Linked DNA regions of Homo sapiens: regions 1 and 2 are each linked to region 3. The links are chromatin contacts, found by Hi-C or POLR2A ChIA-PET in ENCODE. All regions are on one chromosome and are shown on one strand. The core of a region is the stretch at or near the end of the contact, and the rest is flanking DNA. Distances in the headings are between cores, read along the strand shown. Region 1 overlaps DUSP16 (dual specificity phosphatase 16). Region 2 overlaps ETV6 (ETS variant transcription factor 6). Region 3 holds the start of CLEC2D (C-type lectin domain family 2 member D).

Region 1 (2,700 bases), core at 100-2,599, 2.8 Mb after region 3:
ACATAATTCCACTTTTTGTTTTTGAGACAGGGTCTGGCTCTACTGCCCAGGCTGGAGTTCAGTGGCACAATCTCAGCTCACTGCAACCTCCGCCTCCTGGCTCAAGCAATCCTCCCACCTCAGCCTCCCGAGTAGGCGGGACCACAGGTGCACTGGTAGAGACAAGGTTTTGCTATGTTGCCCAAGCTGGTCTCGAACTCCTGGGTTCAAGTGATTGCTTGCCTCGGCTTGTTAAAGTGCTGGGATTAAGGCATAAGCCCCTGTGCCTGGCCAATTCCACTTTTTTTTTTTTTTTTTTTTTTTTGGAGACAGAGTCTCACTCTGCTGCCTAGGCTGGAGTGCAATGGTGCAATCTTGGCTCACTGCAAGCTCTGCCTCCCGGGTTCATGCCATTCTCCTGCCTCAGCCTCCCGAGCAGCTGGGACTACAGGTTCCTGTCACCTCGCCCAGCTAATTTTTTGTATTTTTAGTAGAGATGGGTTTTCACTGTGTTAGCCAGGATGGTCTCAATCTCCTGACCTCATGATCCACCCGCCTAGGCCTCCCAAAGTGCTGGGATTACAGGCGTGACCCACCGCGCCTGGCCAATTCCACTTTTTTGAAAGAACTAGTTCTTTTATTTTTAATTATGGTAATGGTAACCAATTCAGAGTAATTATGGATTAGGGTGCTCCAACTTATGTAACTGGGGGAAAAAAAATTCCTTACATGGAACATCAAGAGTCACTGTGGTATGTTGCTCAGGAGCTAGCAGTGTTTCTCCTCTGCTCAGCCACTGTCCACTAAAGCCACATTCCAAATACACATCACCAAGTTACCACCCAGCAGATCTGATCCTGTGGCACCAAAATGCCTCAGCAGTAAGTACCCAGGGGCCAGAGAAGCTCCAGAATTGAACAAGCCCAGGAAGCACAACAAAGTATGGCACAGATGAGATCCCGTCAAGACCATTGCCAGGAAAATAACCAAATGAGAGTGTGTGTGTGTGTGTGTGTGTGTGTGTGTGTGTGTGAAAATTCTGTTAGATCAAACACTACCTGAAATTATTGGCATGTGGACCCCGGCTCAGAAACACTGACATAAAGACTTAAATGTAATGGGATTTGTTTTCAAAAGATTTGACTTTTCTCTGTAAAAAACACAGCAACAAGGCAACAGGGAATATTACCAAAGTTTCCCAAAGGCTTGTATAGGATTTGAAAAAGTTGGGGGAAGAATTTAACCCTAAAAGCTTAACTGATTTTCAAACACCTGCAAATACATAATTACAGATCCTGTGAAGCTTAACCTTGGTGGTGTTAAATGTTAGCTAGAATGTCACAAGGCCAGTCCTTAGGGACAGTGTGACACACACGTCACCTTGACCACCAGATGAGTAAGCTGCACCACGTGCTGTTTTCAGACTTTTGAAATCTCTGAAATAGGCTCCTTTTCTCTAAAGAAAAAATGGGGGGCTGAGGGGGTTCACCTACACATGAGACGATCACCCACAGGACCTGCAATATTATTTGAGCTACTTACCAATGAAATCTACTGATTTGTCCAACCACGGCAAAATTTTCTCACAAAAGCTGTCATTCACAGGCACACGCAGGAAATGAGACTCGGGGATAAAGTCAGGCTTTGGACAGGTATTGCTGGCATTTAACACATAACCAATCCCATTCTGCTGCATCAGCTCCTATGGAGAGAAAGAGTAGCAGTTAAAGTGACTAATAATATAGTAAACATGATCATTCTGAAAGAGTGAAGTTTAATGTGATGATAAAAATGCCCAGTTTCCTTGAAATATAATTCATTCAGATCAGTGAAGTCCAAAAACCTAGCAAAATGACATCTAGAGACAAGTTTAAAGAAAAAAAAAAATTTAAGGACAACAAACGCTATTTAAAATAGTATGCTTGAAGCCCACACATCATTCATATAGTCAAGTCTCTATTATCTTCATTACTAGAGAGAGAAGTGGAACAAAGAATACAAAAGAAAACAACAGTTTATATGATTTTAGAATATATGGACACACAACATTTTCTTCCCACACGGAACACGCTGGTTCTCTAAGATACAATTCTAGTCATTCTTCTCACTCTAAATACTCTCTTTGAAGGCTGCACTTACTTCTGTAGTCTTAATTACCAGTTCTACATGCTGATGGCGTGTGTGTGTGTGTCCTCTTAAATTTCCAACCCGTATCTCCAACTACCTACTGACTATCAGGATGTTCCACAGGCCCTTCACATTCAAAATGTCAGAAACTAAACATATTCTCTTTTTCCCTTTTCTGCCCCCAACTCCTGCCTCCTCTCTGTAATCCCCAAATTGGTTTAGGGTAATAACATCGACCCAGCCAACTAAGCTCGAGAATAAAATGGGGCTCCTTTCTCTTCCCCATGACCCTCATCCAAATGGCTGCCAAATCCTTTTGGAATAACCTCTTCCATTGATCCTCTCTCCTCTCTATACCCATTCACTGCTCAGTAGCCAAGATAACCAAAAAAGCCACCAGGAGCTCTTGAAGTTTGCAGTGGTTTTCTCTCCAAACCATGTTCTGAACAACTAGAGGAATCTTTGTTATGATTAACCCCAAGCTGGGTGCTTTATCCACATTCTTTTCATTTCCTTGAGTCTCATTTCCTGCTCCTGTCCCATATAGCACCCCCAACGTCAAATGTATACCCACCCTCTGTTCACACGATTCCT
Region 2 (2,852 bases), core at 332-2,831, 2.1 Mb after region 3:
GTGCCTTTAACTGGAGAATTTTTTGGAAGCCCCTTAGAACTGCCAGGCAGCCATGTGGGATCAGGTGGGGGGGACTGGGCTGCTGTGTGGTAGATTTGAGTTCATGTCTCATAAATGGACTCTCCCCGAATCTGAGAGGGTTGCTCCCTAAGTCAACTACTTAATAATTAATGGAAAGGAGATGTGACAGGAATAGCCAATTTCCCTGTCCTGTTTGGTATGACTGTTGGCAATTTGATGATTCCTTCCTTAACCTTGAAGCAATCTCAGTTTGACTGACTCATACTATGGGGAAGATAGTGGCCTTTGAACTCTTGACTCAATACAGTCTTGACCTTGGTTAGATACTACCTTGACCTCTGGATAAAACTGTACTGGGCATTACTATTTTATTGATTGTTCTCTCAACAAAACAACCGTATCTTTAAAAAATTTTTTTATCTTACATGTCTGAAGTAGAAGGTCACCTCTTTTGTAGTGAAAAAATAACTATTTTCCCCATGGTGTGCTGAATGCATGGGTTAAAGCAGGTAGACCAGCTGTCCTGGGTTTTATCCCTATGTGTTTTTTGCTGATTCACAAAGGCATTTAATTTCTCTCTACCACGCTTTCTAGGTCTGCAAAATAGAAAGGGGAGTTCATGACCATCTATGCGTTACTGGGGGATTTTTCTGTGCAAGCGAAAATTATTGATGCAACCAGAGGACTTGCTGCCAGCGTCGAGGGGTGCATTTTACTCCCTCTGTAAAGAGGCCAGCAGTAATGATAGAAACACAGTGCATTTGACTCTGACCTTATATTTGACAACTCTTCCTCTACAATCCTTAAAAAACATGCCTCACCATTTAAGAGACCAGCAGCAGGCCTTCAGCAAAGCCCACGGTCTAGGCAGCCTTTGTAGGCCTCTGGGATTGTGGTGAGAAAACCTTATCCCTCTCTTATTTCCTGATAACTTTACATTTTAGAGGTGTCTGGAAAGAAAGGTGGCAGAAAAGCAGCATAACCTGCTTGACAAGTCCTGTACAAACAGAAGTCCAATGAGGCTGCTGCTCTGGGGTTGCCAAGCTCAAGGAAGCCAATTGTAGTGTGCACAAAGGTGCAAGTCACCAAGGCCTCAGAGAGCTCCAAGGAAGCCTGTGCAAAGGCAGGATTTAGAGTTCTAAGGACGGGTTGTCCAGCGCAGCCCAGCAGAGAACCTAGGTCCATAACTGTGGACTCTCCTGTGAGGGAGCCATGTTGCGGGGTGGACATCTGACAGTTGTCCCTGCTCTGTGAACCTGCGACTTCATCCTACAGGTGCAGAGAATGGTTTTGGCAACTCTCTCCACCGCAGAATGTGGGCGGACTTCTGAGCTGGGTTTGATTTTCCTCTTTTGCTTTGGAGTGTACAACAATCAACCCTTTAGAGCAGAAGTAGAGGAATGGAAGACTTTCCCATGGCCCAAGACCCCTCAGTGGGTTGCTGTTTGCTCTTCCCTAGAATATTATAATGTTCAATTTATGCCTCCAGGAGACCAGAGACACACGTTTCCCAAATGTGGGTACAGGTGGCTTTAAGCTGTTTCTGTGAGTAGAGGCCCAGTGACATGTTCCCCAGTGTAACCCCCTCCTTGGTTTCACATCCCCTCTACCCGATTCTAGGCCAAGCCCCTCCAGTGTAGTTGGTGACCCAGAACAGGTGAAAGTGAGGCTGCCTTTTGTAGCACTGCTCTTTGTGAATGGGAAGTGCTGCTGGGGAGAAATGATTTTAAGTGTGAGCTTTGCTGTTAGGGGCAGCCCTCTTTCTCCACTGCAATAAGAAGAGTCATGACTAAGTCTAGAAAGGCAGGTTTTGATCTTTAGGATACTGTGATGTATGAAATAAAGGTATGTCCTTCTTATTCGGTGTTGCATTGTCAGCACCTAACACAGTGTTTAATTAAAGCAAAAATTTTTGTATTGAAAATATAACTAGGTGGAGGAGTAAGTCAGTGCTACTTAAGTGTGAGTATTTGTCTTCCCTGATCAGATGGTTTTCTACGTACTCAAAATTTCATGTAGTAAGAATGCAGGATGCTTATGGAGAAAAGTGAGTGTTGTTTGTTTCTCCTTAATATTTATATATAAAAGCAAGAGCTTATTAAACTTTTAGACGTCTTTGGAGGTTTGAAATTTCCCACTGTTATTCTTAAGAAGAGAAGAGAAAGAATAATTTTTTTTCTTCTGTCTTATTGGCCTTTAAGGAAAAGCGAATTTCAGAAAAACATGGGACGGAACAGGAAGTGTTTACAGGTTTAGTCATACTTGTTAGGTATGAAAAAGCCCCACTGCCTTCTCATATTGTTTCTTTTATGAACTTAACACTTCCTACTTTGAGAATACCTTCCTCCCCAAGGGCTCAAAGCCCTTCATAGTCATTAATTTGCATCTTGCTAATTTTCTTAAAAAATTAAAATGTTAACTACCATTTAGCTGGTATTCTACCAGCTAAAACTTCCAGCTAAATGCATTTTGTCTGTCTGTATGTATTAGCTCAGTTGAAAATGTGATCCTACTGAAGGCAGTAGGGTAACCGGCTTGTCCCAGTTTCCCTGGGATTTCAGTTTTAGTACTGAAAACCCCACATCCCCGGAACCCCTTCAGTCCCAGACAAACCAGCATGGTTGGGTCACCCAAGAAGGCGACCAGTTCAGGTAGCTCTGCATAAAGAGAAGATGTTCCACCCTGCAGTCCTTACCTTAAATCTAGGCAGCTACCTTAAGAATTGACCTAGACAGCAGTGTGTGCATGGCTCAGTGCAAATCTTTAGCATCACCTGGTAGAAGACAACACTGAGCACACAGTCGCAGAACTAGTGCAGTTCGAGGTACGTG
Region 3 (2,700 bases), core at 1-2,500:
TCTCAAGCAATTTTCAAATTATTAAATTTCACAGGAAAGGAGGTTAGGAAGAACTATGTGAAAAACAGACTTGAACTTTTGGCAATCACATGTTGTTCAGGAGACAAAACCAAATTCAACTTCCAAGAAAGAGAAGCAGCTTTGATAAAAAGCAGGTTCTCAGATGGAATTACTAGAAGGCTTTATCATAGGTCCTAGGACAAACTAGAAATGATGAAATAGTAAAGAAAAAGATATATAAAATCTTACAGAAACTGGAACTCAGTCCTAATGCAACTTCATTTCTATTTGATAAAGGCAATAGCTGTCCAATCTGGAACTTATTTCTTACAGGTAAGGGGGGCTACTGTATAGAATTCAAAAGCAGGGAAAATATGTTGTCAGAGTTAAGATAGAGATTGTATTTGGGGTAATGAGCGTTGCAGGACATGAGTAGGGCACATAGCGTGTTGGTATTGTTTTACGTGGTTTTAAGATATACTTCATCTAGGCACTTGTTACATGTTATATTTTTAATGAATGTGTTTAGTTGTATGCTTATGATTTGTGCACATTACTATAAATTATATTTTAGTAAAAGGTGCCCTTACTGGCATTTATATACAAGAAATCAACACATCTGACAAGAAGCTCTTGCTGCTAAAGAGCCTCTGTGCTCCTGGATCATGCCAGAGGGAGCACAGAAGCTGCACACCGTTCAAGCCCATTTTTGAAAAGTTGTTGTAGCAGCCATAGCAGCAAATTCCCAAAATATCTTGAAGAAATTGAAAACAAGATATTTTTTGAATGAGCGTAAACTCTTGGGAATGAATTTTAATTTGAGATTAAAATTGCTGTTGTCTTTACTTACCTAACATTCATTTCCTCTGAGAGCCAACTCCTTCCTTTCAATAAATTCTTATTTTCTATCATAATATTGCTTTGTACCGCACAAAATACAATTATAATTTTTAATAGTCAAAGAAATTTTAAGTTATCAAACATTAGTTTCTTTCGTAACCAAAATACTGTTAGAGAAGTAGCTTCAACTTTTTAAAATTCTTACAAACACCAGTTTATTCTGTTGTGATGAGCTGATTTTTGAAACAATTTATGCTTCATTTGTTCCTCTAGCTATATTTAACTTAAAGGCTTGACATTTTGAGTTACTGGGGCGGTTACACACTTACACGTTTTAGTCGTTGGGCTTTTTTTTTGTTTTGTTTTGAATCATTCTTGGGGTTGAAAACGTAGAGACTGTGGTTTAGATCACTCATAGAAACTGGAGGCAAAATGCATGACAGTAACAATGTGGAGAAAGACATTACACCATCTGAATTGCCTGCAAACCCAGGTAAGAAGCTGGGCTCTACAGAGTAAGTGTGAGGACTGGAATGGGAAGGTAGTGGTAGTGATGGGCTCACACAGGAAAGGTGCTGATCTAGTAAAAAGTTTTCAAGGATAAGAGATGGAATGTGGGAGTCCATAAATTGGCTTATAATTTGTGTAAAACATGCATATATTTATATTCCCAGTTCTAACAACTAAGGAGAGGGAACAATGAGAGAAAGATGTAAGACAATGAGATAAGGTTAAGTTTAGGATTGAAAATAACAGTTAATTTCACTAAAAAAAAATCTATACAAACTCTAAAGTGTTACTCAGATACAAGATACCATCATTATTACATAGGTAGAAAACCTATCATGGAAGCTCTTAAGAGAGAAAAGGTAGAAAATAGTATGTAAAGGACATTTACAAATCAAAAAAGTAACAAAGGTTGAGTAGAAACTTAGTAGGGCATTCTAATGGAATTATGTTACATTGGATGCACTGGAAATATATATATATATAGCTTTATATGATGCTTTAGTAAGTGAAAAAAATGACTTTTGCCACAGTTAGGGAATATCAAGGTTTTATAACTTAGGACTTAAAAGTTTGGAGTTTTCTCCTCCCAACTTAAAAGGTAATCAATTTGGAGAAAAGGTAATTCAGAGGCAGAAAAAGATGAACTCTAAATGTTGTTAAATGACTTCATTTATTTCTTCATTCATTGGGTATTTTGAGCATTTTATACCAAATGCTTTAAACTGTTTGTCGGATAGTTCCAACATCTCTGTCATGTCCTCCTTGGCTTGTGTTTTCTTTCCCCATGGAAGTTGACATTTTCGTGGTTCTTCATATACTGTGTAATTTTGGATTGTAATTTGAACATTTTGAACAAATATTTAGTTAGACTGGATCTTATTTAAATTTTGGAGTATATTGATACTATTGTTTTAGCAAGCAATCACCCTGGTGAGATGAAGACAATCTGTGGGATCTGGTTCCAATGTCAGTTCCATTCTGAAAGCCTTTGTAGTGCTATTCAGACATGTGCATCAACCAGGGGTGAAATTGGGAACTGTGCAATGCTCTACTCATTAGTTCAGGTCTTAGCATCTTTAGTGTGCCAATTAGAACCATATCTAGGCATGCATAAGTTGAGGGGCAGGTGAATCCAGGAGTTTATGAATAATGTTCATGGGTCTCTTTCTAAAGTTTCTTCCTCTTCACCATCTGACCCGTACTTTCAGGTTCCCAGGGGCTTCTCCTTTCCATCCTCCAGCTAGAAATGCGGGCCTCCTTTTATTCTGATGAACCATATACTTCTGCAATTATAGCTGCATCTTTAAGCTCATGTGGCAGACGGACAGTGAGAAAGAAGAAAAAAAAAGC

Evidence for each region. Hi-C counts contacts between places; a loop is a spot of excess contacts on that map. ChIA-PET counts read pairs that join two places held with the same protein, here RNA polymerase II (POLR2A). Pooled maps may share reads with other maps.
Region 1: a loop to region 3 is called in a map with no recorded cell type, with 12 times the contacts of the local background. The contact joins the enhancer-like site here to the promoter of CLEC2D in region 3. A Hi-C loop is called at or near these places in 3 of 37 single-sample maps with no recorded cell type and 3 of 50 pooled maps.
Region 2: a loop to region 3 is called in a pooled map, with 5 times the contacts of the local background. The contact joins the enhancer-like site here to the promoter of CLEC2D in region 3. A Hi-C loop is called at or near these places in 2 of 50 pooled maps. POLR2A ChIA-PET finds 5 or more read pairs at or near these places in 2 of 52 experiments (CD4-positive, alpha-beta T cell and GM12878).

What each region holds. Positions count from the first base shown.
Region 1 is chr12:12,485,507-12,488,206 of GRCh38, forward strand. DUSP16 (dual specificity phosphatase 16) reads right to left here. Exons shown (of 7, transcript NM_030640.3): 5 at 1,522-1,681. Among named protein-coding and RNA genes, the nearest start is that of DUSP16, 76 kb to the right of the region's middle. Within about 2 kb of position 1,350, at least 3 of the 41 ENCODE cell types and tissues checked have a DNase peak (open chromatin) inside an H3K27ac peak, as active enhancers do.
Region 2 is chr12:11,729,355-11,732,206 of GRCh38, forward strand. The region is part of intron 1 of ETV6 (ETS variant transcription factor 6); the gene reads left to right. Among named protein-coding and RNA genes, the nearest start is that of ETV6, 81 kb to the left of the region's middle. RefSeq lists enhancers at 1,062-1,171, 1,412-1,511. Within about 2 kb of position 1,582, at least 22 of the 41 ENCODE cell types and tissues checked have a DNase peak (open chromatin) inside an H3K27ac peak, as active enhancers do; they include CD4-positive, alpha-beta T cell and GM12878, where a contact is called at or near this core.
Region 3 is chr12:9,668,463-9,671,162 of GRCh38, forward strand. It overlaps CLEC2D (C-type lectin domain family 2 member D), which reads left to right and starts at 1,251. Exons shown (of 5, transcript NM_013269.6): 1 at 1,251-1,333. The coding sequence starts at 1,273.